Regions from separate parts of the Homo sapiens genome. Here region 1 is linked to region 2. A link is an interaction called in ENCODE POLR2A ChIA-PET data of the cell type or tissue named here. Cell type or tissue: CD4-positive, alpha-beta T cell. All regions are shown on one strand. Each heading gives the region's core, and the rest is flanking DNA. Links, peaks and the distances in the headings are about the cores only. Region 1 overlaps WNK1 (WNK lysine deficient protein kinase 1). Region 2 overlaps NINJ2 (ninjurin 2).

Region 1 (15,907 bases), core at 1,309-3,808, 260 kb before region 2:
CAGTTTGGCGTTTCATACCGTCTTATTTACCAGTCAAGGAAGGAGAATTCTAGTTTTACGTACCTGTCTACAGAGGAAGCCAAAGTGGTCGGCTGGGTAGCTTGGGTCTGTGCTACTGCAACTGGCTCTGCAGGAGCAACCTGAGAGACTCCCTGAGTACTCTGTGAATCGAAAAGATAACTCAAATCTCGGTAGTAATAGATTTATCATTCACTATCCCCAATAATCTACTTATTTTTTTCCTTATCCCTCCCCACTACGTCCTAGAAGCACTAAATTTACTAGTAAATTCTCAATATTCAGCATCTAGAGATAATGGTCTTAAAATTCCAAAGGAAGTTGCTAAAGCTAGTCTCTGGTATAGACTGCATGGTATGAGGTCAGCCAACATATCTGCTAGGCAGTGTGAACCTACAACTTGCCATGCAGCCAGCATCTTACCAAGAGTGTGCAATAGCGCAGACAGAGCATAGTACAAAGATGAATTCAGATCTTCTCCTAGCAGGGCAAAAATGATTGCTGAGAGCACAGGAGGGTAAGATACTCTTATGACTGCCAATGGAAAAAGTTTGTGAAAGGACAAGAATAATGGCTAAAGTACTAGCTAGAGAAGTGAAGTGCTAATAGGGTTCATCTTCTCCAAGGCACACTCACTTCCCAACAGAACAGCCAGTGGAAACAAGGACCCCACATTGGCATTTCATTCTGCTGTAAGAAAAAGTCATGCAGAAGTTAGTTTGACATGGTCTCCAAATAAGTTCTAAACCAGGGGAGCCTGTTTCTTTCTCCTTTATCATTGTTGTCCAATTACATATATACGTTTTACATATAAACATGCAGTAATTCTATTTACCTCCAAAACTGCTTGCTGGGAGGATGTAGTGGGGGCTTGTGCTAAACTCCCTCCTGGCTGGGACACTTGAACCTGTCCTCCTACACCACCCATAGGAACTAAAAGATTTGATTCCACATAAGGCTGCACCACTGTGGGAAAGTACCCAGGTGTAGCCAGTACTTCTGTCGGCATGGGAGGGGATAGGACTGTAGAATGGATGCAAACAGAAGCCACGTTGGAAGAGGGAGCAATATTTGAATCTCCTGGGTACTGTGGTGGCAGTCGAGGTGGGAAGCCCTGTGACAGAAATGAGGAAGGTGAGTTAGAGCAGGTTGGGGGTCAATAAATTAGCAAAACAGCAAGACATGCAAAAAAAAAAAAAAGAAGCACACAGCAAAGAAGAATAGTAGCCAATCTCTTTCTAATAATCTAAAGGGCATATAAAGACCACATTCTTGAAATGAAGTAGTAGACTGGTTCCAACAGAAGAGACAGGACTCTACAATACTACTTTATTGTCGGTTATCTTCACCTAGAGATGATTTAAATAGGAGGAACACAATTTCTTCCTAGCCAATCTTAAATGGAAAAATGCAAAAATTCTTCCACATAACAGTCATATCATGAAATGCTAATTTTCCCAGTCTAAACCCCGAAGCTTTTTGTTGATACCATGTTGGCTATTCTATTTATTCTACCCATATATGTAAAAGTTGCCAGGTGTACTATTAACCACATCTAGCATTCAATCAGCTTACAGTGAATACTGAGAGAACCATTTTTCTCTGAAGAAGTGTCTTGAGAAAAATGGATCAGGAATCACTGAACATCATTATCCAATCCTTTCTCAGAATTTTACTATTTTGCTTCTCTAGTTGACATGTTATTGCTAGTTATTCTGACACTCAACTATTAGATTTCCATGTTCCTGATGATCTACTAGGATCAAACTCTGTGGTGCCCTCTTTTGCTAACTAACACAATACCTGGTACAGAACATCTCCAGAGGAAAGTGGAACCTCAGCAGCTTGTCCAAGGTTAGCTGGTATTCCCATGGACTGAACTGCTGGTTGTAGGAGCTGTGGGTGAACCTGACTTGGCAGCTGAGTCACAGGCTGCAGAAGGGTTGGAAGCTGACTAGGAACCACAGTTGATACCCCCGGGATCGCAGCTGTTGTAGCAGATGAAGCCAACGTGAGCAGAGGCTGAGTAATGCCAGCTGCCATTGTGATGGGAAGGGATGAGAAACCTGTCTGAGCCGTAGACACATGAGGAGTTGATATGGGAATCTGAGAGACAGGGTACTGAGGGAGCAAGGGAGTAGGGAGCGGCTGTCCCACTGGAAGGAAATGAGCACCAGAGTGGACTGGAACAACCGAGGGTTGTGTCGCAACTGGGATCTGAGGTTCGCCTTGGATAGTTGGTACTGGCTGGGAAACTGGAAGCTGGGAAGGTAAAGAAAAACAAAACAGACAGGCTTAAAAAAAAAAAAAAAAAAAAAAAAGCAAGGCTGCCAAAAGCAAGATTTATGTATTAGCCAAAAAGAAGGAAAAAACAAACAAAAAAAAAAACACCAAACCAACAAAACCCTGCATACATTAGTGTTAAGTTAATATGCCACATAAGAATATGGAAAGGAGAGCAGGAGAGAAAGAGGCTAAATAGACTATTACTGTTCTACACCTTTTGTCATAGAAATATTTGCTAATGCTTCAGCATTTGGCAATAGAAGAGGACCCTTCCATAGACAAGGGGTTGGCTTTTTTTTTTAACAGCTTTATTGGAATATATTTTATATACCATAATGCTATCACTAAAGTTACGACTGCTGTTACAGTAGTTACTGAAATTCAAATGAATTCCTTCCCAGTGGAATTAAGATTTCATTCGTATTATTTCTAAAATTCTTAAGTCCAACATGGCTCAATAAAAATTGGTATAATTCACATATTTCACTCATTCTAGGATGCAATCATCCCTCTCCACTACCTGATCATTTTAACATGTGAGAAATTGGGATCTACTTTATAACTGATAATGTGGTACATAAAATATGGTACATTTTAAAGTTGATAGCATCTCAGATGTGATGAAATATTAGGGTAACAATACACTGTGCACATACATGCACAACAGTACTCAAAAATAAAGTTGAAAAAAGGTCATTCAGAAAAGCATACCTTCTACAGGGTACTTCTCAAGTGATTAGGAGGACTACTTAAGAAAAAAAAACATTCCACACAGTAAACAGTGCAGAAATCTACATGAAAATAAAGCATAGTTTCAAACCTAGAATATCAGACATAGCTGACACAATTCTAGGGAATGTCATAGGTTCAGTTACCAGAGCACCTTTATTTAACCTGTTATTTCTAATACCTGTTACATCAATTTTGGACTGGTAAGACTAGAAGTGAAACTTTGGATTGTCACTGCTGTCAGTAACGTACCCATTTACATTAAATAATGCATATGCACCAATGAGGTGATCTTCACTTCATTTCTGCAATGAGATTAACCTACTTCAAGGGTTGGTTACCCTTAGAAGAAAAGGTAGAAGTCTATCCACATGAAAGGACAAGTTACATGGAAATCCCTTTTAGCACCCTTTCAGAAATTAAGAGTTTACCTGTTTAAAAAAAAAAAAAAAGTTTACCTGTTTTCCAGCTGATACTTGAGGCAAGACTTGTGGAGCTTGAGGCTGACTCACTGGCTGTGCAGTAGTGGCCTCACTGGAGGTTGATGTCTGTGAAAGTGAATACTGCACTGTCTGTTGAGGAGGGGCTGTCTGCTGTATTCCCTGCTGCTAAGAATAAAATACAATGATTCAGTTTTATTTCAAATCAATAACAGCATGTTTCTAAGGAAGCATGTTTACCTAAAGCCTTCAGTGTCTGTAAATAATGATGATTTTAGTAATCAAGACATGCACAAACCCAAATTCATCAATTTCCATTATATATTTGTTTTCCCTCTGATGTTCTTTGTGATGGTGCCACCAGGAAAAATTAACCAATCTTTTAATACTCAAGTTACCATTGGCTCTTCACCCAATTATCTCCCTCACCCCAACAATAGGTCTTTACAAAGACATTTACATAACATATCCAGACAGTTCCTTTCCCCATCCCATCCCTGCCATTCCCTTTTCCCTATCTCTTGGCATCAGCTCTCTCTTTGGCACCTATATCAGATAGATCCAATAGCTTCCTTTAATCTTTTTTCCTTACCCTATTTTATCAACTGTATAATTAATATGCTTGAAGAATAGCTTTGATTATAGCTACAAAATAGGGAGGAAAGCACTGGATTTGGAATAACAGACATTTTCAAATTTTAGCTTTAATATTTACTAGCTGTTAATGCCTTAGATTGCTTATTTTATTAAAAAAATGAAGTTTCTCTTTTTGAAACAAGGACATTATTTTTTAACTCAAAGTGGGGCAAAGGGAATGACACCTGGGAATCTACTATGTACTAGGGACTCAAGTATAATTTAATGCATGGTGCGTAATTATACACCTAATTTAATGCATGGAACATAACTGTACTCGAATACTAAATTCTGTAATAAATCAAGCAAACAAAACCAAACAAAACAGGACTATGACCCCTAGAGTACTGCCCCTTCTGTCTAACAAATAAAAACTTGAGGCTGGGCGCGGTGGCTCACGCCTGTAATCCCAGCACTTTGGGAGGCTGAGGTGGGCAGATCACCTGCGGTCCAGAGTTCAAGACCAGCCTGACCAACATGGAGAAACCCCATCGCTACTAAAATTGCAAAAAATTAGCCGGGCGTGGTGGCACATATCTATAATCCCAGCTACTCAGGAGGCTGAGGCAGGAAAATTGCTTGAACCTGGGAGGCGGAGGTTGCAGTGAGCCGAGATTGCACCATTGCACTCCAGCATGGGCAACAAGATCGAAACTCTGTCTCCAAAAAAAAAAAAAAAAAAAAAAAAAAATGAAGTTTAGGGCTGACTTTCAAGATCTTCTAATACCTAATTTATATTTTTTCTTTAATACAACATCTGCTTGTAATAAAAATTTTAACTAGTACATCATATTATAAAGTTAATGAAAATACCCCTAATCCTATTCTCCAGAGGTAACCACTATTAGTCGTTTGGTGCATAACCTTCATGGATTTTTTTCTATGCGTAAGTGGCCATTTTCACATAGTTTTCTTTTTTTGTTAAAATAAACAAAACAAAAACATGCCTTTCCTATACATAGTGTTCTATAGCATACTACTTTAATTTCTAAATGGCATCAGTCTCCTAATGATAAACACTTTGGTTGTTTCATTTTTGCTACTTAAAATAATGCTGCAACCAACAGCCTTTTACGTATGTGCTGGTATACCCATACGACTAATTGGTTACTGCTGGTATAAAGATAAGCTATTTATTTGTACATTTATTATGTATCTTGCCACCTTGATAAGTGTCTTAGATTTTGTTAGGTGATAATCTACAAATAATATTTTTGCTCTTCTTATATTTATGTCAATTAAAATCACCAAAAGAATGCTAAAATATAATGGCAACAGCAGTCATGTTTGGTTTATTCCTATTTAATTATTTCTGATAATGTATTCTTTTTTTTTGACACGGAGTCTCGCTCCGTTGCCCAGGCTGGAGTGCAGTGGCGCGATCTTGGCTCACTGCAAGTTCCGCCTCCCAGGTTCATGCCATTCTCCTGCCTCAGCCTCCTGAGCAGCTGGGACTACAGGCGCCTGCCACCACGCCCGGCTAATTTTTTGTGTTTTTAGTAGAGACGGGTTTTCACCATGTTAGCCAGGATGGTCTTGATCTCCTGACCTTGTGATCCGTGCACCTCGGCCTCCCAAAGTGCTAGGATTACAGGCGTGAGCCACCGCGCCCCGGCCTCTGATAATGTATTCTTATTTTAACTTTTAAAGAAGCAGAAATGGCTGCTGAATTACATGAAATTTATTTTCTGCAAACTAAGATAAACCACATGTAGCCAATTCTAAAGGTGCTCTGAATATAAGACAAATTTGTTAATTTCCCACCTGAGAAAAAGGAACTAAAAAACCAGAAAACCTTTTTTATTTGCCAACTTGAACAAATTTAAACTTTAAGGAATGTGAATGAGATATCTATAATTATCTAACTCATTAATTTACACACGTAAATAAGATTGCATATTAAATATATTAATTCAGAAATACTGCTCCCTCTCCCCCAAACTCTACATAGGTAAAGACACCAGCATCTTTACCTTCACTGAAGCTAAATTATGAACGCTCCTGCAGTTTTCTGGCATAACATAACACATTCCATCTAAGTTGTATCTTCAGGTAAAATGTGCAGTGAAAAGCACCTATTTACATAACATTAAAATAAAACTAGATTTTTTTTTCCTTTCTCTTATAGGTTTTTATTCATGTAACCCTTATATTGACATCTTAAAGAGATCTTTAAGCCAGTTGTTTAAAATCACATACAGTCCTCAGAATAGTGAAGTCATATTGCTGAGAATAAGGACTAAATTTATGTTTATTCCTTAAAAATATTCTGTCTGATGTTCTCAATGAACATTTCTAACTACATGAGCTGAAGTCTTTGCAGGCACATTTGTTCTCACCTGTTTCATTTTATTTCATTAACCTTTTTTGGTTTGTTGTTGTTCAAAGTAAAGGACAGTGAAAACCCTGTAATATGAGAGTACGATAAAGGTCTGAATACATGGTTATTCCCCTCTTTTCTAACGGATAAATTTGAGGAAGAATTCCCATGTTATCTTTGGGCATATGGTAATCATATGCTCCCAGCCCCCAATACATCCTCCTTAATTCAAAATTATGCTCATATCAAAATTTAGACTCTATCAACTCTTTCCTGAACTTATACCTTCACATATCTATGCTCTAGTTAAACCAAACTAAAGGCACATTTGTTTTTGTACCCTATTTTTCTATCTTAGGGCCTTTCACATTGCTCACAGTATAATTTTTTTATCTTCTGGCCTGGAATATTCTTTATTTCTACATCTGAGTCTAACTTATAATCAAAGTCCATTTCAAATGCCTCCTTTTTCCTAAAGTCTTCCTGATATTCCCTTTCCTGCTTGGGAGAGATGTTAATTTCTTCCCTTTTTTTGGACATAATTGGGTAGTAGTCAAATGGTGAGCTGTGGAATTAGATTATTTGGATTTAAATTCTGTTTTTACCTCTTATAAGCTGTAAGTTTGGGTAAACTACTCACCTTCTCCAGATCTCAGCTTTCCCATCAGTAAAATGGAAATAATTATAGCATCTATACTTATAGGGTTCTTAAAACGATTAAATGAGAATGTAGGTACAATGTACAAAGCACTTTAATATTAGCTATTATCCTTATTTGTTTTTTAGAAATTTACATATATATTTACTATATTATTTAGACTCTTTCAAAGTAGTCATACCTGGTCCAGCTCGGTAGACCTTCAGTATCTGAACTCAATTAGGAAAAAAAGCTGAAAGGACTGTCAAAAATGAGCAGTTTTATGGACAAATTATTTCTTTGCTTAAGACAACTGAGAGGCATCTATGACAGTGACCCTTGTATTAACATCTTAAAGAGATCTCTAAACCAGTTGTTTACAATGGCTAACGGTTAATGTTACATCTTAGAGCATCTGGGGAGAAGTGTCACCTCTGGATATGCCAGAAGTACATGATGATCTGCTGTGCGCAGTCCCACTGACTAATAATCAGCACTTCAGCCAGGCAGGGGTGGTCTAGCTTAACAGTTTAGCATCATGCTCTGCCCAAGCTTGCCTCATGAAACCAGTTCAAACAGACTTTATGGATAGTAGGGTAGGTAGTTCACAACTTCGGTGCTTTTTTTTTTTTGAGATGAGTCATGCTCTGTTGCCCAGGCTGGAGTATGGTGGCAATATCATAGTTCACTGTAGCCTTGAACTCCTGGGCTCAAGTGATCTTCCTGCCTCAGCCTTCCAAGTAGCTGGCACTGTGTCTGACAAAGTTCACAACTTTGTTTGTGGTCACAAAGCTTTTCAGCAGGAGGCAGCTATTTTTGGTACCTTGCTAAGATCTAGTATATCACTATACGAGACCCTACAAAAACACACAAAAAAGCAATTCCTCATTTACTATGTTCAAGAAACGCATGAAATAAAGTAAATTTTAGCAAAAGTATATTTCTTTCCTCACTAAAATAAAACAAGAGATATGGTTCTCTAAGGTGGGATTGGGACCTGAAAGTACGTAAAACAAAAATCATGTCTAAAAATAGACTATCCATATAGTACAAAAAGTTTTCAACCTTTCTTTTTTCAAACGTGGAACTCCAATAATTAAAACAAATAAAGACAGCTTCTGAGGTACATTTGCAGAATCATTAAGTCCCTGCAGAACTTTATTTAAAATGGAAGAAACAATACTATTCTAGGAATCTTGAATTCTGGGTTATAATTTGTAGCTCCCTTATTATCTAAGTGACTTTGGAGAAGTTAATTATTCTAGACCGAATACACTTCCTATATATATCGAGGGCTCAATTTTGTGATTCTACAACACATGCTATAAAAGTATCTAAAACAAAAACATCACTGAAACAAAAATTAATTTTTGTTTCTGCTGTAGAGATAGCATTTAGCCATATTTTTTTCTCCTGGAGAGGTAGCTACCTAATTCTTTTAATCTGACATTTATGGTACTGCTCTCTTCTTTTCTCACACTCTTTCTTAACATGAAACTCAATGAATTATTTTATTATCTTCTTCATTTGATAGTAAGTATACATACATATCCCCAAATACAAGACAGATAACCAATTCCTTTGGAAAAGAAAAAACAGAGCACATACAATTTGCTCAGTTCATTGGTGTTCGTCTACATCCAAAGATAAGCAAGTTAGGAGATTAGTACTCAGTACTTCCATTCTCAACCAGCTTTATGTGACTTGTAATTTGCATTCTAATTAGGAACTGTTAATAGAATAAAACAGATTTTGTTAAGGTTGGCAAAAATATGTTTACTTGAATTTAACCAGTCTTGTTTGGAAGAAAGGACAGGTGCAAAACAAAGCATATAAGTCCCAGTCCTTCAGTTCACGGAGTGAATGCATGTATAAACAAACTAATCAACTGTTTCTGTAGAAAGTGCCTTTAAGTGATTTTCATCTTGTACAAGCAACTCCTGATCTTAAACCAGTATCGAATGACTACATGACCATATGTTGGACTGAAAAAGGGCCATTTGTAATTAAGAACCGAAAACTTTGTTTCAAAACCAAAAACTAATAGAAACAGAAGCCAGTTTAGAGTTTGCTGATTAAAAAACCCACATGGGGAACTAACATTAGGAAGTTTGCATTACATACATAGTGGCTACAAATTTTATGTAGAATAGCTAATAAGTATTCAATTATGCCAAAAATGCATTATTCCCTTGCAAATAATTACTATTAACTAATATCAGTGATGCACTATAAATATTTAATTTTAGAATTACCAGTTTTACTGTTGGATGTATCAGGATGACACTAATCTCTTGAATTCCTTGAACTTTCTGGAACAAGCCCCCCAAAACAAAAGTTAAAATATTTTGGCTGGGCACAGTGGCTCCCAGCACTTTGGGAGGCCAAAGCGGGTGGATCACTTGAGGTCAGGAGTTCAAGACCAGCCTGGCCAACATGGTGAAACGCCATCTCTACTAAATTAGCCAGGCATAAGTAGAACGTAATACAAAAATTAGCTGGGCATAGTGGCACGCGCCTGTAGTCCCAGCTACTCGGGCGGCTGAGGCGTGAGAATAGCTTGAACCTGGGAGATGGAAGTTGCAGTGAGCCAAGATTGCACCACTGCACTCCAGCCTGGGCAACAGAGCAAGGCTGTCTCAAAATAAATAAAAATAAATAAATAAATAAATGTTCTTGAAGTAATTGTTCTTAGGTTTTCATTAGATGCTTCTTAGCGTAAAATCTGACACATCATTCTACAGATTAGAAATAATTAAAAAGAAGTGCAGGATTAGTAGAGGCAAGCACAATGAAGGTAATGACAAATCACTGCTGCAAGCAGTGGAAAAAAAGAGAAAAGGAATGACATACTCTTTGTACCGTAAATTATGTGTAGAATCCAGGCTGGGTGAGGTGGCGCATGCCTGTAATCCCAGCACTTTGGGAAGCCGAGGAGGGTGGATTACCTGAGGTCAGGAGTTTGAGACCAGCCTGGCCAGCATGGTGAAACCCCGTCTCTACTAAAAATACAAAAATTAGCTGAGTGTGGTGGCAGGCACCTGTAGTCCCAGCTACGTGGAAAGCTGAGGCAGGAGGACTGCTTGAACCTGGGAGGCGGTGGTTGCAGTGAGCTAAGATTGCACCACTGCACTCCAGCCTGGGTGACAGAGTGAGACTTTGTCTCAAAAAAAAGGTGTAGAATCCTCTTTTAAAAAGATAATTATATCAGTAATAATGTATGTCTACTAAATTGTTCAAAAGTATATTAAACAAAAGAGATTTTTCTGAAACACAGAAAAGTCTCTTTTTTTTCTTTGTTACTGAACACAAGACATGGTATGCCTCTTAATTTTCCTTTCAAAAACTTAGCAGGCCATTTATATAACAAATCACAAAAGTTAAAATAGTGTTCTGGCCACTGCTAATTCATAAAATGTTGCAATGCATTGTTCTCACCTGCTGAGGATGTTGTATGGGTTGGGAAGATGAAACCCCTGTTAAGCTACTTGAGGATGGCTGACCCTGGCTCTGCCCCTGTGCCTGAAGGAAAGAAGTGAACACAACAAATTAGAGAAGGCCTAAAGTAAGTGTATAGAGGTCAGGCTTTTGCAATGAATATTTAATCTCCTCAGAGTTTGCTTGATCAAAATGAAACATTAACCTGATTATGTATGGGAGAGGCCTCTGGGTCAACTTTTGTAAGAAAAATTTAGAAAAGGATCATACCACACAACATGTTCTGATCCCAACCCATGCAAAACCCACTGACAGTGAAAACCTAAGCTGTCAATGCTGCTCAGGCTGTAATTTTAGCTGGCTAGAATCGTCAGATTCATAATAAAATTTGTTATTAGAAATACAATAATCAGGAACAAAGTATTAATACTATCAATCTGAAATTTATCTGAAGAATTAAAGAAAGGTATTTGGTAATGCTAATTTGGTAATACTTCTTGTAGTGCCACAATGACTTTTATCAAAAGTATCAAAAAATCTGTTATCATCAACTGCCAAGTACCTAGGGCGATCATTGCTATCCAGGAGCAATCCTGCCACCCCCAGGGGGGCACTTGGCAATATGTGGAGACATTTCTGGTTGTCACAACTGAGGGAGATTGCTGCTACTAGTATTTAGGAGGTATAAACCAAGGATGTTCTAAATAGCCTACAATACATAGAACAGCCCACCACAACAAAGAATTATCCAACCTCAGATGTCAACAGTGTTGAGTCTGAGAAACCCCAACTACAGTGTTTCTCACTAGAAAGTGAGAAATGATGCAGGACTATATATAGGTATGTTAACGAAATGAAAAGGCTACCACTTTTGTCATTCCATTTCAGTTTACAAGGGGTTCCTTAAAGCTTACATGGATATAATATCACATTCCACTGCAGCTTAACTATTATAAATATTGATTCCTTCTGTAGTATGTCTATAAATTAACTACCTGGTATTTTTTACTTTGGAAAGTCTAAAGGATAATTACTGGCAATACATTAATATTTATAATAGGGGCTGCAACTTGAATACTGATGTGAATATACTGCATGCCCATGTATAGCTGTCAAGCTTCTGGATCTTTTTGTGTCTTAGTACAGCACTAAATAATTGATAATTTGTGCACATTTTGGGAGTTGTTTATGCTCCTGATGAGGGAAGAACATAGGAAGAAAGTAGGAAGAACAACACATAGTACTTTATGTAGGATATCCAAATGTCTTCAATATATAACTGCATAGTCTTCTATGTAGATTTTATAAGATGTACACATTTGATAAAATATACCAAATGAATATATGAAACAGTAAACACTGACTGTACTTTTGAATTCTATTACATTCATTACATTGTCTTTATTTGCTAAGTGTGTATATGCTCATACACATAAATAACTAAAATTAAATTTGTTGAGGAAAATACAAGGCCTAAGATGTCTACTGTTCCTTAGCTTGCAACATATCACAAATTCTTATAACAAAAAAAAAAAGCCCACCACTCACTAGATTGTTAGTTGCTAAAAATTAGAATCAGTCCTTAATTTTATGAATTAGCATTTTATTTGGACATATAATAATGCACAGCAACTTGCTTGACTGATGCCATTTTAAAAAGGCATTTTCATTTGTTAAGGCAAATTCCTAAACTGTTTCCTTTTCTATCTTTTTTTATTCCCATGATATACTTTGTCTTTTTAGATCCTTCGACACTAATGAAAATTCTGTGTATTATTAATATTACCTCAAAAACAGCATTCCCTATTTTCCATGTTTTATATTTTATAGAAAAAAAATTTATCCTATTTTTTAAAAACTTGTTTGGAGGAAGAAAGTAATACTTAAGATTTGTATTCCTAAATAATGCTGGGTCAACCATACATTACATACACTTGCATTTTCACTACTGGTTGAAAATAACGTGCATAGAAGTCGTGATTGTGAAGAATGACTAAAATTCTAGTTTTTGTGTTTTTTCCACTGGTTTTCACATATAATAGGTAAATCAGGTAGCTTCTCTCACATTTTGTTTTTAAATGCATATATGTAGTTCACAACCCCCCAAAGATGGGGAAACTCTACTGATAAAATTAAACAATATTTCTCCAAAATCCATGATTCAGGGAAATAAGGAATAGAAAATTTAAATGTTATGGTGCAAAGTAGGGTAGTTTAAAATAATTGTGGAAGTTTTCCTATAACCTGTGGATGAAGTGCAGATCCTCCTGAAGAAAATGAGGCAGTTAAGACCTGCTGAGATGTGGTTCCTTGGGGGAAACAGAAGAAAAGTGGGGATTCTTGTAACACTGTCTGAGGCAGATGGATAAAGGGCATTGAGACGTCAGAGCCAAAAGGTGCAGCTGCTCCCCCTGTAGGGGGAGGTGACTGAAAATCACTGGGGTCTGAAGAAGTGATTTGTGAGGAATCACTGGAATATTCTGGGCTTCCTATTGGCCAGTTCTGTCCGATAGGCTCTACCACAGAAACGGTCAATTCTGGGGCATGGTAATTATGCTTTTCTTCAGTCACAGGCTGCAAGTAGCCATGTAATCCAACTGATTGAGGAGGCAGTTCTTCTTGATTCAAGTCCACTGCAACCTGCCGATTTCGGTAAACACGCTGAGGTAAAATTCCACCTCCTTCTCCTGAAGAGGAGCTTGGTGTGTGAACATGAAATTCAAATACACAGTTGCTTCTGCTCTCATTGTTATGAGTTAACACAGCAGGCGCAGAATGAGGAACAAAGACAGGGTGAAATTTCAAACGTGTAGCATCTGTACTGATAGGTGCAGAAATACTAGAGAGGGGAGATCCCGGACCCAATCCAGAATCTAATCTTAGATTCTGAAGGTGTCCTACCAGGAAAGCCTGTCCAGATGGAAATTCAAAGACAGAACTTGAAGTAGGGCCCCCTTGTACTGGCTTCTGTTCAGGTATCTGTTTCATAGGACTTGACAGTACTGATGAGTTGTATGGAATGCCCTCATACTGTTCTGCCACCCGGGCCTGGTAATGTACCCCAGCTACATACACTGCTTCCTGAGGAATAAAATAGTGAGCTTCTTCTGGAAGTACTAGTCCAGGTCTATAGTCACTGTAAACTTGAGATGGTTCAAACATAGGATGGACCTGTATCTCACATGACTCTCCAGTTACTCTACTGGCTGTAGTACCCAACATAACTACGGCCTCTGGTGTCCAGTTAGTTGGGCTGCCACCAGGTGGAAGAAGACTTTGGCCAACAGTCCTCAGCAGGGGTTGGAAGTGGTGAGTTTGGGCTTCCAGGAAGGAGGTGCTCTTACGCCGCTGGGAAATGGCTACTTTCGGTGGGCAGGTGGGAGGTGGTGAAAAAGAAACTGGACGTTCATGAATAGTTGGGAAAAATATCTGTGATTCTGGGTATGTTGGGGTCCCCCCACACGGATGCGCCATGGACTGAGGCTGTATCAACATGAATAAGACAAGTAATTCATACATTCATATGTGAAATTACATCAGACATGCACAACTGGGTAGTTCTGTGTAACCCTATGAAATGGTTACACTAAATTTATAATTAATAAATAAATAACAATGCTTCTGGAAATTATGTGCATAGTAAAAATCCATTAAATACATCCAGGGCCAATGAAATCAATCTGTGGGCTCTTTGCTTTAGATAAGAGCTGCTTTTCCATAACTTTCCTCTCTCAAAGGAAATGGAAGAATTAAACTTTGTAAGTAATTATTTCGTTTTTACCCACACTTAAAAAGTTCACTCTTAAGCATTAATGTAAATTACATCAACAGAAAAAGAGTTAAAGGAAGAGTAAGAACTAAAACAAGGCATAAAAGCCCGACTAGTTCTATACTGTAAGAAGTGTGCTTTAATTTAAACTATTGAACTAACTTTCCCTATATTCTTATTACCCTGTGATATGTTAGAGGCCTTCAGTTTTATTTTCTTATCAATTAATAGTATGCCTTCTAACCAGAAATCAGAAGAGATTTTTGGTGGATAGTAAAAGATATATAATTTGACTAGTGACAGTAATGTCTTTCTCCTATCTCTCCCAAGCTAGATGATTAATAGTTTTATTATATTTTTACTACATGAAACATGTTACAGAGTTAAATCACAAAATGTCCATTTTTCTGATCATAAATAAGAGTTGCATAACCATGAAATTTCTTTTTTCTTTTTTTTGAGATGGAGTCTTCCTCTTTCGCCCAGGCTGGAGTGCAGTGACAATCTTGGCTTACTGCAACCTCCGCCTCCTGGGTTCAAGGGATTCTTCTGCCTCAGCCTCCCAAGTAGCTGGGACTACACGCGTGCGCCACCACGCCCAGCTAATTTTTGTATTTTTAGTAGAGACACATTTCGCCATGTTGGCCAGGCTGGTCTCGAACTCCTGACCTCAGGTGATCTGCTCACTTCGGCCTCCCAAAGTGCTAGGATTACAGGCGTGAGCCACTGAGCCCGGCCGTAACCATGAATTTTCTGATTCTGACATCCTGGTGTTCTAATCAACTGAAAAGGGTAATATAAATGACAGCCAATTTTATTTGATAGCACTTTTTATTCTAGAAGCAGTTCTAGATTTAAGACTAAATTTAGAAACACAGCTTGCCAAATGCAAACAATATACACTATAATAATTCATTACCCGCTGGGCGCGGTGGCTCACGCCTGTAATCCCAGCACTGTGGGAGGCTGAAGGGGGTGGATCACAATGTCAGGAGATCAAGACCATCCTGGCCAAACATGGTGAAACCCATCTCTACTAAAATACAAAAATTAGCTGGGTGTGGTGGCATGCGCCTGTAGTCCTAGCTACTCGGGAGGCTGAGGCAGGAGAATCACTTGAACCCAGGAGGCAGAGGTTGCCGTGAGTCGAGATCGTGCCACTGCACTCCAGCCTGGCGACAGAGCGAGATTCCATCTCCAAAACATAAATAAATAAGTAAATAATAGTAAGAATTCACTATCACAGCCTCCCCCGCTTTTTAAAAGAATTCAGTTTCATTCTTCCATAGGGAAGATCCTTATCGAGCTGGCAAAGTAGATCAACTGTTCACAATAGCTAAATAAGGATTTCTATTTTCAGTCAGAATGCTCATTTTATTGTTATTTACTCATGGTATGTCTCAAAGCCATAATAACACTGTATAGTTCTTCATTCTCCTAAGTAAAAATCTGAAAATTCTGGGGTTGCTAGTTCAGAAAGTTAACTATATTCTTTATTTGGAAAAGCAGCAAGGACCCACATGCTTAAAATAATTTTATAAGATAGATCTTTTATAAACATTAATGGAGCCAAAGAAAGTCATACATACTATATATGCATCTAATGCATTCATTAGAGCTACAGTCCCACCTTA
Region 2 (15,907 bases), core at 4,420-6,919:
CTAAGCCCAAGAGTGGATTTGGACGCAAGTTGGTAAATAACAACTAGGCTTTTAGATTCGGAGTTTGGATGATGAGAAAAGTGAAGTTTTGAGTGGGTGGGAAGAAACCTTCCCTGATTTTGGCTGGTACATTCAGAGACTCACAGCACTAACAGACAGGGCAGGCTGCCGGGGCAGGAACCCTGGGGAAAGGTGTGTCACACAGGGCCTGAGGTGAAGGGAGAGCTGCTCGGGTAGCAGTGGGGGAGGGGGACAGAGGCTGGGAGATCCTTCCTAGAGATGGGAGCAGCTTTCCACTTCAAGGACCACAGGTCTGCAGGCCCACAGCTCCTAGGACAGAAACTTACAAAACTGTCACTGTCAGGAGGGAGTGCTGGCTCTCAGATGGACTCTGTTCCTGAGCCCCTATCTTGCTTCCATTCACCTTGCACCAGCTGCCCAGAGAAGCTAGCCTTGAGCTGATGTCTACCTTTGCAATATTCCACCTGAGTGCATGCTGTCTTTTGCTGATCTGGTCTTCCAAAATCTAAGAAGCCTACAACAGCATTTTGGGATATGGGACATTTAGAGGTCTCATTACAAGTTCCATGGGACTTTTAGAAAAAGCTTAGATCTATGGACAACTAGGAGAAGGCAAATTTAAACTTGTTTGAAGCAACCCACACAAGAGCAGGTTTTCCTAACCTGGGCGGGGGTGTCCATAAATTCCCAAGGGGGTCCATGTGAACTCAGGAGGCGATGAACCTGCTGAAATTATGTGAAAAGTTATTCATGAAAAAAATTAAAATTAAAAAAAAAAGAAAAGCTATCCGTGTGTGACTGCATTTAGGGTGAGGTAGGGGGTCCATCACCTTTATCAGATTCTGAAAGGGTCTGTGACCCGAAAAGTTAAACAAAACAAAGCAACACATTTTTCTAGAGGATGAAGGTGGGAACTGGGTGTCAGGGGAATTTGGAGGACATTCTAACTCCTCCCACTTCCCATATGCTGCAAACGTGTGCAGTAGGAAACAATGACAAATACTAGGAAGTGGCAAGCATTTCTTAAAAAGGGCCTTTAAACAAATAGAGTCCTGAGCATTTCCCAGAGTTTCTTATAAAAGTTGTCTTCCTCTCTTTAGGTAGCCCCTTTCTTTCTTTCTTTCCTTTTTTTTTTTTTTTTTTTTTTTTTGAGACGGAGTCTCACTCTGTCACCCAGGCTGGAGTGCAGTGGCGTGATCTCAGCTCACAGCAAGCTCCGCTTCCCGGGTTCATGCCATTCTCCTGCTTCAGCCTCCTGAGTAGCTGGGACTACAGGCACCCACCACCGCACCCGGCTAATTTTTTGTATTTTTTAGTAGAGACGGGGTTTCACCGTGGTCTCGATCTCCTGACCTCATGATCCGCCCGCCTCGGCCTCCCAGAGTGCTGGGATTACAGGCATGAGCCACTGCGCCTGGCCTTTTTTTTTTTTTTTTTCCCGACACAGTCTTGCTCTGTCACCCAGGATGGAGTACAGTGGCGTGATCTCAGCTCACTGCAGCCTCCGCCTCCCAGGTTCAAGCAGTTCTCTACCTCAGCCTCCTGAGCAGCTGGGATTACAGGCACCTGCCACCATGCCTGGCTAATTTTAGTAGAGACAGTGTTTCGCCATCTTGGCCAGGCTGGTCACGAACTCCTGACCTTGTGATCCACCCACCTCGGCCTCCCAAAGTGCTGGGATTACAGGTGTGAGCCACAGTGCGTGGCCACACTATTCTTTCTCTCTCTTTTTTTTTTTTTTTCTGAGACGGAGTCTCACTCTGTCACCAGGCTGGAGTGCAGTGGCGCAATCTTGGCTCACTGCAACCTCTGCCTCCCGGGTTCAAGTGATTCTCCTGCCTCAGTCTCCTGAGTAGCTGGGACTACAGGCACACGCCACTATGCCCAGCTAATTTTTGTATTTTTAGTAGAGATGGGGTTTCACCATGTTGGCCAGGATGGTCTTGATCTCTTGATCTCCCATCTCCCGTCTCGGCCTCCCAAAGTGCTGGGATTACAGTTGTGAACCACTGTGCCCAGGCTCTCTCTCTTTTCTTTTCTGTTTTCTTTTTTTCTTTTCTTTTTCTTTTCTTTCTTTCTTTTTTTTTCTTTTTCTTTCTTTTCTTTTTGACAGGGTCTTACCCTGTCACCTAGGGTGGAGTGCAGTGGTGCAATCACAGCTCACTACAGCCTCAAACTCTCAGGATCAAGCAATTCTCCCATTTCAGCCTCCCAAGTAGCTGGGACTACAAGTGTGTGCCATCATGCCTGGCTAATTTTTTTTTTAAATTTTTTTATAGAGATGGCATCTCTCTATGTTGCCCAGGCTGGTCTTGAACTTCTGGGCTCAAGCAATCCTCCTGCCTCAGCCTCCTAAAGTGCTGGGATTACAGGTGTGAATCACCATGCCTGGTTGTACACTACTCTTTCTTACTTGTCTCTCCTTCTAGTTTGTCTTCACTGCCACAGGGGAACCTCTTCTAGTAGCTGCTATTTCTTCAAGAAGGACGTGAAGCTAGAGACTCAGGAGTGCTTGTTTGTTAGGTTGGAATTAGGAGCCACATCCAGGAGAGGCTGAGTAAGTCCTTCATCTCATCCAGTGGTAGCCAAACTTTTCAAGCCTGAGTACCTCTTTAAGACTTCAAAACCTTAGCTGGGAGCAGTGGTTCATGCCTGTAATCCCAGCACTCTGGGAGGCCGAGGTGGGTGGATCACCTGAGGTCAGGAGTTTAAGACCAGCCTGGCCAACATGGCAAAACCCCGTCTCTACTAAAAATACAAAAATTAGCCAGGCATTGTGGCGCACACCTGTAATCCCAGCTACTCCGGAGGCTGAGGCAGGAGAATTACTCCAACCCAGGAGGCAGAGGTTGCAGTGAGCCAAGATTGCGCCACTGCACTCCAGCCTGGGTGACAGAGTAAGACTCTGTCTCAAAAACAAACAAACAAACAAACAAACAAACTTCAAAACCACTTTTGGATCCTTCCAAGTAATCATAATTGTACTTTTAGTATCTACAAATGAAGAACTGCATGCTGAGAAAAAGCTACCATGCATTCAGTAATACTTTTTACATGTATCTTAAAAATTATAGCAGCACCTCTGTGCATTTGACAAACAGCACAGGCTTTATGTGTGAGACGCATCATCTATTTGTTCTCTAGGCAATGTTTGCTGTGCATCTGGATTCAGGGACCCCATACTGTCTGAGACCCTCTCCCCTTCCCGCAAAGCGGGGATCGCTGGTCTAATTTAAGCTGTTTATTTTATAGATGAAGAAACTGTGGTCTAGGAAAACAAAGCTCCTAGTGAAGTAGTTTGGGGCCCATTTCCATCCAGGTCTCTTGACTATGTCAAGAGATGCCCATGGCATGATGCCCACGAGCTATAGAATGGACACTCAGCTATGACATCCAGTTTCCCACTCCCATACTGCCTGTGCTCTCCCGTCACTAGGAGGTGTCCAAAGGGATGAAAGGACGCTTTAGGGCTTGCCTGATCTGGGAAACAGTCAGACAAGAGAGTGAACCATGAAACACCAGGCCCTGGCAACAAACTGGAGCACAAAGCCATGACACGGCTGCCATGGGCTGAGGATGCCAAGCTGGCAGCTGAGCCCTCCCTCACTTAGTCCTCACTATAACCCTGACCATTAAGGAATATTATCTTCACTTTATAGATGAGGAAACTGAAGCTTAGAGAGGTCAATGACAATGTCACACAGTTACTAAAAGCTGCAGAGATAGGACTCAAAGCCAAGTCTAAATCCAGACCCTGAAATGGTAGTCACTATGCAATACTACTTTATGTAAGGCTGCTGGGCTCAGGATACTTGGGGCTTCTTCAGGACAAAGTTACTTTGCTACCCCTTTTCCCAAGGAATCATTCTAAACCCAGCCACAGCTTACCAAGAATGTGTAAGCCCCTCTCTTCCGGGAGACTATCTGCAGCACCAAGCATCTTGGCCACATCCTGCAAGGGCCCAGGAGGACTCCGCAGGCAATATGCCACCCTTGGAGGACACAGCGTTCTTTACATTCTAATTCTAGCTCACAGCCTGTGTACAAAGGAGGTTAGAAAGGGTGAGTTCCTATGCTCATTCCCACCTCTCTCCTCAGTTCACACACTGACTGCAGGGTGTGGGGCTGTGTAAAGATCGCCCCACTCCATGAAGCTCTTCAGAACTAGAGGAGCCCACACTGATTTTTCTCATTCCTTCTAAAGCATGTTCTCTTTGGCCATTAACATAGCTTCTGCCTTTTCTCTTTTTTGAATCACATATGAGAATCTTATATTGCCAGCAAGCACCTTGTAAGCAGGGGCCAAGTCCTAAACATACTCTCCATCCCCTACCCCAAGTGCCCAGCTTGGGGCTGCACACACCATCAACTCCTGATAAATACTTGCTGGACTCCATCCAATGGTCCTGACAATAAACTGCCCCCCTCCTGGACCATTCCTTCTAGCCACTGCTCTCCTCAAAAGAAATTGCGGGCACCTCACTCCCCAACTATTTCTCCACAAGGCACGTGACCTTTAGAAGTTCTGGGATTTAGTTTTGCTGCCCCTGTCAGAAAGAAGCCTGACCTTTCTGATAATCTGTTGTTTGTGGGGACCCATGGAGAATACACGAGACCAGTTTTTCTGCACCTGAACAGGGCTCTCTGAGAGCTCTGAGAGGCCATTGGAGGCCTTGGCTCTAAACCATCTGAGTCTAGAGCCAAAGCCAGAGATGGAGGGAGTCGGGTGTTTGCTCTTCTCCACTCTTGCCACCTTCTCAAGGGCTCCCGGTAACCAAGTGTGTTTGCCTTTTGCTACCCTGGGAGGCCAAGAGCCTCCTTTTCCCTGCAGATGGAGACAGAACTTCTGCGATAAGAGGCAATTCGGCTCCTGATCCAAAACTGCAGTCTCCTTGGAGCCCGAGGCTCTGGTGCCATGACTGAGAGGGCCCTGGGCCACAGTGCTGTCAGACTGACCTTCACTGGGTCAACCCAGATCACTAACCAAAGCCTGCTGGTAGGTTATATGCCTCTCTGAGCCTCAGTTTCTTCCTCTGTAAAATAGACAGATCAGGCACAACTGATTACTAAAGCCCTTCCTGTGGTAAGTTTCCATAGTCCTAAAACGCCTCTGGGCCCTGAGTCCTAAAATGCTGTTCTGGGGTTCCAGAGTGGCATACTGCCTTCTCAACACTCCCCCCTCACCCCCACCTCATTACCAACTCCTCACCCCCACCTTATTACCAACTCCTCACCCCCACCTCATTACCAACTCCTCACCCCCACCTCATTACCAACTCCTCACCCCCACCTCATTACCAACTCCTCACCCCCACCTCCTCATTACCAACTCCTCACCCCCACCTCCTCATTACCAACTCTCCACGGGACTTTTAACCACATACTGCAGCCGCACTTTGGCATTGTCCAGCAAGGAGCTCCTACGGGTTCAGATGGTCCTATTGACAGAACAGGGTTGCTGCCACCTAGCACCCTAGAAAACTTCCGAAGGAGAGAGAGGAGGCTTTTATGCAGTCTGACATTAAATCCGTAAATCAGAATCCCCCCTTATCCCTTTCAGACCACCAGAGTACGTTATTCACTGAATAATGTTAAAAACAGCAATAATATCTGAAAATTTTACCTGGGCACCAAGTGCCCAGAGAAAGAGGCACCTGGTGTTGGATGGACTTGAGTGTCAGGGCCCTGGGGTGAGCAAGGGCTTGGAGAACAAGTGACTTCAGACTGACCTGTGAGGGAGAGGCCCCTTCTTAGGAGGCAGGGCCCTGACCTCGCTGCCCAACAGAAGTTGCCCAATCTCTGTGGCTAAACAAAGAGAGCTGAGATGAGGAAACCAGAACGTCCTGGGGAGTGAGCGCAGAGCACAGAAAACACGGCGACGCCAGCGGGGCTGCAGCTGGGAGTGCTCAGCCAGCCGGCCTTCTGTGTAGGAAAGCCCTGGGGGAGCTCAGGGACCTGTGAGAAGAAGCACAGCAGCCTGAGCCTTTTATCCCCAGGAGCTTCAGAGCTGCACAGGCATCCTCTAATGTCAAGGCCAGAAAGAAAGGGGATGTGAACTGCTGCGCTTCAGCCAGGACACTTGCCTCATCAGCTGTTGTGGAGGCAGGTCTGGAGGCAGAAGGAATGCTTGGGCCACGGATATGCAGGGGCAGGATTAGAAGGAAGGATTCTCAGCACGCGGCCAGGGCTTTAGGGAAGGCTTCGTGAGGGGAGGACGTGCTCTGACTGCTGTGGGCTCTTCCCCCAGTGTCTTTCCTCTGTTGTCCTCTTAGCGCATCCCAGGCTTTACTACAACAACTTCGCTTAGATTAGGGACCTAGGGCAAGAACAGGGGGTGAACACACTTTTTTGTTTTTGAGATGGAGTCTTGCTTTGTCGCCCAGGCTGGAGTGCAATGGAGTGATCAGCTCACTGCAACCTCCGCCTCCCAGGTTCCAGCGATTCTCCTGCCTCAGCCTCCCGAGTAGCAGGGATTACAGGTGTGCGCCACCACGTCTGGCTAATTTTTGTATTTTTAGTAGAGACGGGGTTTCACCATGTTGGCCAGGCTGGTCTTGAACTCTTGACCTCAGGTGATCCGCCAACCTTGGCCTCCCAAAGTGCTGGGATTACAGGCATGAGCCACTGCGCCCGGCTGAGCACACTTTTTTTAAAGAACTGGAGGCAATGCTAGCTTTCCAAGTGCCTGAGATGCCAAGGTAAGCTTTTAGCGTCTTTTGATCCTTCATTGGTTCAACTAGGGATTCTTGTCTCCACACTTAGGTCACATCAGATGCTATTGTGTAGAAAGGTGTCTCATTTTGGATAAATCTTAAAGGTACAAGAGAGGAGAACACTAGCAGTTTCCTGACACCACTCAGAAGTCTTGCTTCTAATTTATAAGTTGGTAGCTAGGCCCATTTTGTAGTCAAGAAGTCCCTTTTCTTGGCATCGTGGCCTCTTTCCTATTTGGAGGGGGAATGGGGTGGGTTTCCTGCAACCTGCAGCACTGTCACCGTCATTACCCTGGGACCAGAGCAGTCCCACTCTTCACTGTAATGAAGCTCACGCACAGATGATCGTCTAGATTCCATCTCCAAACATTTTGTTCTGCCACCACCCAACGACCCAGTCTTATGTTCTCCCAAGACCAAACCCCTGGACCTACACACAGTCCTCTCTCTCAGGCAGTCTAGAATATTCAGCAGAATGCAAGAAGTCATGAGGTATAAACCATGGTGGGATTAGTAACTTACAGGACACAACCTGGTTACTCAGTGCAGCTTGACACAGTTTATCCCAATGGTAAGGTCATTACCATGGCCTTTGCTTCCTTCTTTCCTCCTCCAGCCTCTGTTCTTGGAGAAGTCCAAGTCAGCTCCTGGAGTTTTCCTGACTATAGGACTTTGCTTCAAAATCTAGTCCAGGCAACCCGTTGAAATGGCAATGCAGTCCTGGTTTTTTTATACTCAGAAGTTTCCTTGAACCAGTCCTTTACCTTCCTGAGAACTTCCTTTACCGCAACAAATTCTTATCAGCTTTCTCTAACTACTATACCTCTGGCCCATTACAAGTACTGCTTTCTGCAGCCCCTCACCCTAGCTAAAACCCCCTGGAATGATATTCTAGCTCTCCGAGAGTGTGCCTCACTTTTCCTTTCAGCCCTTTCCTCTCAGACACTTCCTACATCAACACAACTGCTCTGCCAATTGTAGGATTTTCCCTTGCTTGTCAGATGACCCTGAAAAGGGCATGTGAAGTCGTGTGAGGCACATTTCCTGTGCTTGGGATGCATGCAGCCCACAGGATGACAGTCCCACACATAGCCCTCTAATAGCCCATGGTACGTGCTGTACTAGTGGAGTGAAGCAAATGCTTTGGGAGAACTGAGAAAGAGGGATAAATTTAGCCGATAGGAGCTGAGGAAGGCTTCCCAAGGGCTGTGGCAGTGGAGCTGGGCTTTGAAGGGTGAGCAGAGTTTCTTTTTTTTTAAGATGGAGTTTCGCTCTTGTCGCCCGGGGCTAGAGTGCAATGGTGTGATCTCGGCTCACTGCAACCTCCGGCTCCCAGGTTCAAGCAATTCTCCTGCCTCAGCCTCCCAAGTAGTTGGGATTACAGGCATGCGCCACTACGCCCGGCTAATTTTTTATTTTTGGTAGAGACGGGATTTCTCTGTGTTGGTCAGGCTGGTCTTGAACTCCTGACCTCAGGTGATCCACCTGCCTCGGCCTCCCAAAGTGCTGGGATTACAGGCATGAGCCAGAGTTTCTTAGTAGAGAAAAGAACGAGAAGGAGATCTAGCCTTTGGAAAAGCTGTCAGTCATTTAAAAAAATCATGCTCCTCTTGGTAAATATAAGGTGTTCTCATTTAGCACCCTGATTGCTGAGATTTGGATGTAGCTTCCTAATGGGGCGTGCATATCTCCTTTGAGAGTCACTCATTTATCAGAGCTGAAAGATGACTGTAGGTTATTATTTCTATAATCCATAATGAAATCAGAGAGTCCTCCCCTACCTTACACATTCACACAAACCGCTCTCCCGACTCTTCAGAGAGACCATGGGAGTGCAGAATCCTCCTGTGGCTGGTGTCAGGGACGTGGGCTTGTGCGCTAAATGGAAGCAGTTAAGACCTCAAGCCTGCATCTTTTGAGCTCGGGACCACAGCCTCCATGAGCCAGCAGCTTCCTTGTCTTTGCATAACTGCTATTTGTTTTTCATAGAGCGCTGACAATGCACGCTGCCCGACGTGTGAAGACATGGTCTTGCCCCTAGGCCTCTGGGAACCTGAGCTAGACAGACACTCAGCTCTGGGTGCAAACACAGCTCAAAAAACAGGCAGGCCGAGCCCTGAGGTGTCAAGCCTTTGTTCCCTTCTTTGGAGGAAAAAAAAATGAGCTAACTAAGTGACTTCTCTGGATAAGAGGGAAGCAGGAATCCTCTTAGAGCACAGGTACTAAAGAACGTCTAGGCATGGAGGAGGAAGACATGTAGAGAGGCAAGTAGGGAATGCAAGGGGAAGAAGACAGAGGGAGGGAGCCAGGCCCGGCAGGACTGTGAGGGAAGAGTGCCATCTGCTGAGCCCCCCGTGGGCACACAGGCACACCGCCACCCCCACCCCACCATGTCCCCTGGGCATGAAGCTCACGCACAGATGATCATCTAGATTCCATCTCCAAACATTTTGTTCTGCCACCACCCAACGACCCAGACTTATGTTCTCCCAAGACCAAGTCCCTGGACCTACACACAGTCCTCTCCCTCATGCAGTCTAGAATATTCAGCCGAATGCAAGAAGTCATGAGGTATAAACCACAGTGGGATTAGTAACTTCCCAATACCCATGGACCCAAACCAAGCTGAGCAGGTGCCTGTGGAGAAGGCTGGAAAGTCAAGGCAGCAACCATCGCTAAGGATGGTCTTCTTTAGGAGGCAGTAGGACATCGTGTAAGAGACTGTTCTTACTAGCCACGTGCTATGGACAAGCTGCTTGGCCTTTCTCCACCCCACATGCCTGTGGCTTCTGGAAGGGCTTAAATGAATAGCACCTGGAAAGAAAATGCCAGTGTGGGGCCTGGCACATGGTGGAGGTACCATCATTGCTCCTTCCAGAGAAGAAAGGCCATTTTTAATTAATTAATTAATTTATTTATTTAATTTATTATTATTATTTTTTGAGACAAAGTCTCACTCTGTCACCCGGGCTGGAGTGCAGTGGCGCGATCTCGGCTCACTGCAAGCTCCATCTCCTGGGTTCACGCCATTCTCCTGCCTCAGCCTCCTGAGTAGCTGGGACTACAGGCGCCCGCCACCACGCCCGGCTAATTTTTTGAATTTTTAGTAGAGACGGGGTTTCACCGTATTAGCCAGGATGGTCTTGATCTCCTGACCTCGTGATCTGCCCGCCTCAGCCTCCCAAAGTGCTGGGATTACAGGCGTGAGCCACCGCGCCCGGCCTATTTATTTATTTTTGAGACAGAGTCTCGTTCTGTCTCCTAGTCTGGAGTGTAATGTCGCAATCTTGGCTCACTGCAACCTCTGCCTCCTAAGTTCAAGCAATTCTCCTGCCTCAGCCTCCCAAGTAGCTGGGATTACAGGTGCCTGCCACTATGCCCAGCTAATTTTTTGTACTTTTAGTAGAGATGGGGTTTCACCATATTGGCTAGGCTAGTCTTGAACTCCTGACCTCAGGTGATCCACCTGCCTCAGCCTACAAAAGTGCTGGGATTATAGGCATGAGCCACCGCCCCCAGCCCATTTATTATTTAAAATGCGTGATGAGATTTAGAATTATAGAGAAAGACCCAGAAAAAGGAGAAAAGGATACATTTTCATTTTTCTTAGGAGCCGCAGATATGCTTGATTTGACATAGCTGTCACAGGGATTTTGCTCATTAGCATGGGGAAACTATTCCTAGTGTGTCAGAGCACCCCCAGATTGGGCCAGCCAGGGATGGCAGGGGAGGAGGAGTGAACCTGGGAGTGCTGGGCTGGGGTCCAGTTGAAACTCTGCCACTGAATTGCACGCTTTGGACATGTCACTAAGCCTTTCTGGTCACACCTTGCCTGATGCCTTTTGTCCCTTTCACCCTGATTCTGTGATTCCATGAGGCCTGTTTAGCATCCCTTGGAAGACCCATGGATTGATTCACCAATCAGCCGATCAGGCGATCAATCTGTCTATCTACCTAGTTCACCTCAGGACCTTCTATGATTGCAGTGACGGAGAGGACCCGGTGTGCCAAGGGTGTGCTGCAGACACATGGGTCCTCTGGTTTTGAGGATACACAGATCTTTACAAGGATCAGAAGAGACTCAGGCACTTTGGGTTACGGGTGACAGAAAGGAACCTAAAGCATCTGAGACCAAAAGAGGGAGTTTATCATAAAGTGTCAGGATCTCTCCCAAGAACCACACAACAGGGAGATCAGGGAGGTCATCCAAGTGCCTGGGCCAGAACCTCGAGCCCTACCAACCCAGACAGCTCCTTCCCTCTGCTTTTCTGGGGCTGCCTGGCCTCTCATTTTTGCTTCTCCTGGTGCATCTTGGTTCATGTAGTCCGTGGAGGTTGAATAGCAACAGTGAATCTCAGTTCCAGATTAATGGAAGGGAAAATCTGATTGGCCCTGCTTGGACAGGACTCCCGCCCCTACTCTACCCAGCCTGAGCCAGATATTCCTGGACCGGATATAATGTCACCAGGCTACCTCCTAGGTGTGTGGAATTGGGGGTTTCTCAGAGAACGGGAGGTTGCGACTGCCCCGACACCCCACAGAGTGTTGTGTTAGGATGCAGGTTTCACTGACGCAAGACGCCAAATAATAACAGCTTAGACCAAAATGGAAGTTTATTTCTCGCCTGTGTGTAATAGTCTGCGTGCAGACAGTCCAGGGATAATACAGTAGCTCCACGGTGTTTGGGACCCAAGCTCCTTCTAGCTTGTTGCTCTGCTCCTGGGATATGTACCTTATACACATGATTGAAGATGCTCACCACAATCTCCACATTCCAGCCTGGGAAAAAGGGAGGGAGGGGATAGAGAAGACAGGTGCCTTCCTTTTAGGGCCACAATTCTTCTTGCTAAGTTCTCATTAGCCAGACCTTGGTCATACAGCCCTGCTGCTGCAAGACGGATTGGGAAATGCTGACTTTAGCTAAGTGGTCATGCATCCCGTCAAATATTCTACTATCCTGCAAGAAGGTCAAATAGATATTGGGGGGCAACCTCCTACAACAAGTAATAATGGCCTCGCTTCCTGGAAACTCATGGAAGTTTTTCTCTCTTCTGACTTCTAGCAGGTTATTTATTGCCAAGAAAGAGGTATGGTGGGTATGGGAAGAATATCTACAGGGAAATGCTTCCAAAGGTGTAACCAGGAGGAGTTTAGACTAAATGATTTCTAAAATCCTTTCTTACTTTTATGCCACTTCAAGAAAGCCCTGGGAGCCGGGCACAGTGGCTCATGCCTATAATCCCAACTTTGGGAGGCTGAGGCAGGCAGATCACTTGAGGTCAGGAGTTCGAGACCAGCCTGGCCAACATGGTGAAACCCTGTCTCTACTAAAAATACAAAAATTAGCTGGGTGTGGTGGTGTGCCCTTGCAATCTGAGCTATGCAGGAGGCTGAAGCAGGAGAATTGCGTAAACCCAGGAGGTGGTGGTTGTAATGAGCCAAGATCGTGCCACTGCACTCCAGCCTGGGTGACAGAGCAAGACAAAAAGAAAGAAGGAAGAAAGAAAGAAGAAAAGAAAGAAAGAGAGAGAGAGAGAAAGAAAGGAAGGAAGGAAGAGAAAGAAAGAGAGAGAGAAAGAAAGAAAGAAAGAGAGAGAGAGAAAGAAAGAAAGAAAGAAAAAGAAAGAAAGAAAGAGGGAAAGAAAAAGAAAGAAAAGGAGGAAAGAAAAGAAGGAAAGAAAGAAAGGCAGGCAGGCCTGGGGTTGATGTGCCTCTTCCTCTATCGTAACTTAGGGCACAGAAAAGGAAGTTCTTGGGACAGATTGCAGAACTGAATTTGGTAACACAGAGTTCTTTAAAGAATAGATGTCCAGCCTAGGTGCCGTGGCTTATGCCTGTAATCCCAGCATTTTGGGAGGTTGAGGCAAGTGGATCACCTGAGGTCAGGAGTTTGAGACCAGCCTGGCCAACATGGTGAAACCCCGTCTCTACTAAAAAGACAAAAAATTAGCCAGGTATGGTGGTGGGTGCCTGTAATCCCAGCTACTTGGGAGGCTGAGGCAGGAGAATCACTGGAACCTGGAGGGCAGAGGTTGCAGTGAGCCGAGATTGCACCATTGCACTCCAGCCTGGGCAACAAGAGCGAAACTCCGTCTCAAAAAAAAAAAAAAAAAAAAAGAATAGATTTCCAGTGCTGTGGTTGTCCTTGTCATAGCCCAGTTCTGCTAAACAAGGTTGAGTTGAAGTTGTCTCCTTCAGACTCTAGAGCCACATATTAAGTCCCTGCCTGGTAACCCCCTCCTGTGGCTGGGCTGAACAGAGTCGCTCAGAGCAGCTAACCCACCAGTGAAGCTGTGGTGGGCATCTGCTGCATGCAGGGCCCTGGGCTGGCCGCTGTGGGGACCCACGGGGGCAGAAGGCTGTGCTCGCTGACCCTTTTCCTCTCAGCCACCAGGCTGACCTCATTTTCCGTTGAGACTTCCTGTTCTCCAGTAATTGCTTGGTGGGGCAAGAGGCTTCAGTTCCAAGTCAGCAAATGGGATCTGAGTCATGATGTATATGGTAAGTGTGCCTCTGGCCACGGGATCTTCACCAGCTCAGCACTGGGTGCTGGGCACTGGGGACTGGGCAGGTGAAGAGGGCTGCCAGAGGGGCTGTTTCACTCACGCAAAAGCATTGATTCTGTGTCTGCTGGGTGTCTGGCAATGTGTGTGTGCATGTGCACTTGTCAGGATGGGGAAGGCAGGAGGATGGAAATGACTCTGCAAAGTTAGAGCTCAAAATGGACTTTGTAGCTTTTGGCCCCAGTGATGCCAGATGAATTAGGCTAGTAGGACAGCTGGGAGTGGAAAGAGGCCCAGACTCAGAATCGACTTGGATCATGCTCTAGCTACAACAAAAATGTGTGACCTTCCATGGTCAAACATTATTTCTCTCCTTCGTCTTTTTTTTTTTTTTTTTTTAAGACAGGGTCTTGCCACTCTGTCGCCCAGGCTGGAGTGCAGTGGTGCCATCATGACTCACTGCAGCCTAGACCTCCTAGGCTCAAACAATCCTCCTGCCTGAGCCTCCTCAGTAGCTGGGACAAGTCCCCTATTGCTGCTGTTGTTGTTTTCCCTATTTTTTTTTTTTTTTTTGAGGCAGAGTCTCACTCTGTTGCCCAGGCTGGAGTGCAGTGGTGCAATCTCAGCTCACTGCAAGCTCCGCCTCCCGGGTTCACGCCATTCTCCTGCCTCACCCTCCTGAGTAGCTGGGACTACAGGCGCCCGCCACCACGCCCGGCTAATTTTTTTTGTATTTTTAGTAGAGACGGGGTTTCACCATGTTAACCAGGATGGTCTCGATCTCCTGACCTCGTGATCCACCCGCCTCAGCCTCCCAAAGTGCTGGGATTACAGGCGTGAGCCACCGCGCCCGGTGTTTCCCCTATTGTTTTAAATAAAAGGATGATAATGCCTTGCTCAGCTCACAAGGACTACAAAATGGAAAAGAGAATTGGGCTGTGAGCCTTGCGAAGGCCCGCTCTGCATTTTACTCATCTTTGCGGCCCCTTCAGCACCTAGCGTGGCGCCGTGCGTGTGCGTTCAGCACCTAGCGCGTGGCGCCGTGCGTGTGCGTTCAGCACCTAGCGCGTGGCGCCGTGCGTGCGTACAGCCCCTAGCGTGGCGCCGTGCGTGCGCGTTCAGCCCCTAGCGCGTGGCGCCGTGCGTGTGCGTTCAGCACCTAGCGCGTGGCGCCGTGCGTGCGCGTACAGCCCCTAGCGTGGCGCCGTGCGTGCGCGTTCAGCACCTAGCGCGTGGCGCCGTGCGTGCGTTCAGCCCCTAGCGTGGCGCCGTGCGTGTGCGTTCAGCCCCTAGCGCGTGGCGCCGTGCGTGCGTACAGCCCCTAGCGTGGCGCCGTGTATGTGCATGAATTCTTCTGTGAGCGAGTGTTGCCTAGATTGAATTAAACAACAACAACCCAGAAAGCACCTGGTCCACTTTCCACATTAGAAAACAGAGACCCAGAGAGGGACAGTGACTTGCCTCAGGTCACACAGGCTAGCTGGGAAGATTAAACATGGACCTGATACGTGCTCTGCATTCAGTCAGCATCAGTGTCCTTCTTTTCCAGGTGGCAGCATCAGGACGTAGAATCCAGATCTTTTCCTCTGACACCTCAGCTCTTGCACCTCACCACATTGCTGAGTTATTCATATTTAGCTGAAGCCAGCTAGCTAGTGAGGGCTGAGATGGGATTAGCTAGCAGGAGGACTGTGGCTGACCCTTGCCCACCAGGCTGTCCCTGTGTCACGGCTTGGGTACAGCGGCTAAAGGGCAGGAGCTCTGGAGCCAGATTGCCTGGGTTTGACTCCCAGTTCTGCCATTTGCTAGTTGTGTAATCTCATTTAATGTCTCATTTATGTCTCAGCTTTCTCATCTGTAAAATGAGGACTGCAATTGTATTTGACCTCATGAAGTTGCTGTGAGAAGTAGATGAATTAAAATATGTACTTAGAAAAGTGCCAGGCCGGTAATAAGCACATTATTAAGTGTTCGCTATTATTCAAGGGTAACATTAGGCTTTTATTGCTGTAGTGGTGGCTGCAGAGTTGATTACTATGGTCAGCCTTCACAAGGACGGCCGTTGGATGATGGTAGAGTTTGTTGTTGCTGAATAGGATAAGATTCCTAAAGATAGTCTAAAGGACTGGGGACTCTAGCATATAAATTCTTGGAGGGCTGGTGTGCTTGGTAAAGACTCTTAAGGGTTGAGTACAGTGCCACGTAATTGGTGGACAATTCGAAAACAATGACCGCTAGCTCCTAGGGAAGATCCAGACCTTGGATACTCATCCTCCATCCATCCACAGCACACCGAGGGCCCAGATGGAACACCAGCTCCTACAAGCGCACATTTCCTTTTAAGCCCCAGCTTCCATCAAATTGGCTTGCACTGGAAAGTCAACGGAACCCCCAGCACAAAGACGGTGGCTGATGGCCAAAGGACTGGAGCCAGGAAAACTATGTGACAGGCAACTTTGCTCCTGCCAAGAATGAGGACGTGATTTCCTATCTCCACCCCGCAGCAGGCCCCCAGCCTCCTCTCATCCCCATTCCCCTTCCACCCCCAGTCCTGTGGGCCACAGGTTTCTGCCTGAAAAAGCAATTTGGAGCTGCTCACACAGGATATCTCCTCCTGACCTACTTCCTGAGTGCTGGGGCAGAATGCTTGCTCTACTGAGAAAGGTGGCA

The links. Peaks named below come from ENCODE experiments on the same cell type or tissue, not always from the same donor. Only the 100,000 strongest peaks of a DNase experiment are listed, where the experiment ranks them.
Region 1: POLR2A ChIA-PET joins it to region 2 with 5 read pairs; 2 of 35 experiments call an interaction of 5 or more read pairs at or near these places.

What each region holds. Positions count from the first base shown.
Region 1 is chr12:865,946-881,852 of GRCh38, reverse strand. It overlaps WNK1 (WNK lysine deficient protein kinase 1), which reads right to left. Exons shown (of 28, transcript NM_018979.4): 9 at 10,505-10,588; 10 at 3,492-3,641; 11 at 1,822-2,280; 12 at 854-1,132; 13 at 64-161. Among named protein-coding and RNA genes, the nearest start is that of RAD52, 76 kb to the left of the region's middle. In CD4-positive, alpha-beta T cell, for the core only: no CTCF peak of the experiment used is centred there; no DNase peak of the experiment used is centred there.
Region 2 is chr12:607,674-623,580 of GRCh38, reverse strand. All of the region lies in intron 1 of NINJ2 (ninjurin 2), which reads left to right. Among named protein-coding and RNA genes, the nearest start is that of NINJ2-AS1, 15 kb to the left of the region's middle. RefSeq lists enhancers at 1-612, 13,149-13,650, 13,904-14,420, 14,421-14,938. In CD4-positive, alpha-beta T cell, for the core only: no CTCF peak of the experiment used is centred there; a DNase peak (open chromatin) is centred at 5,840.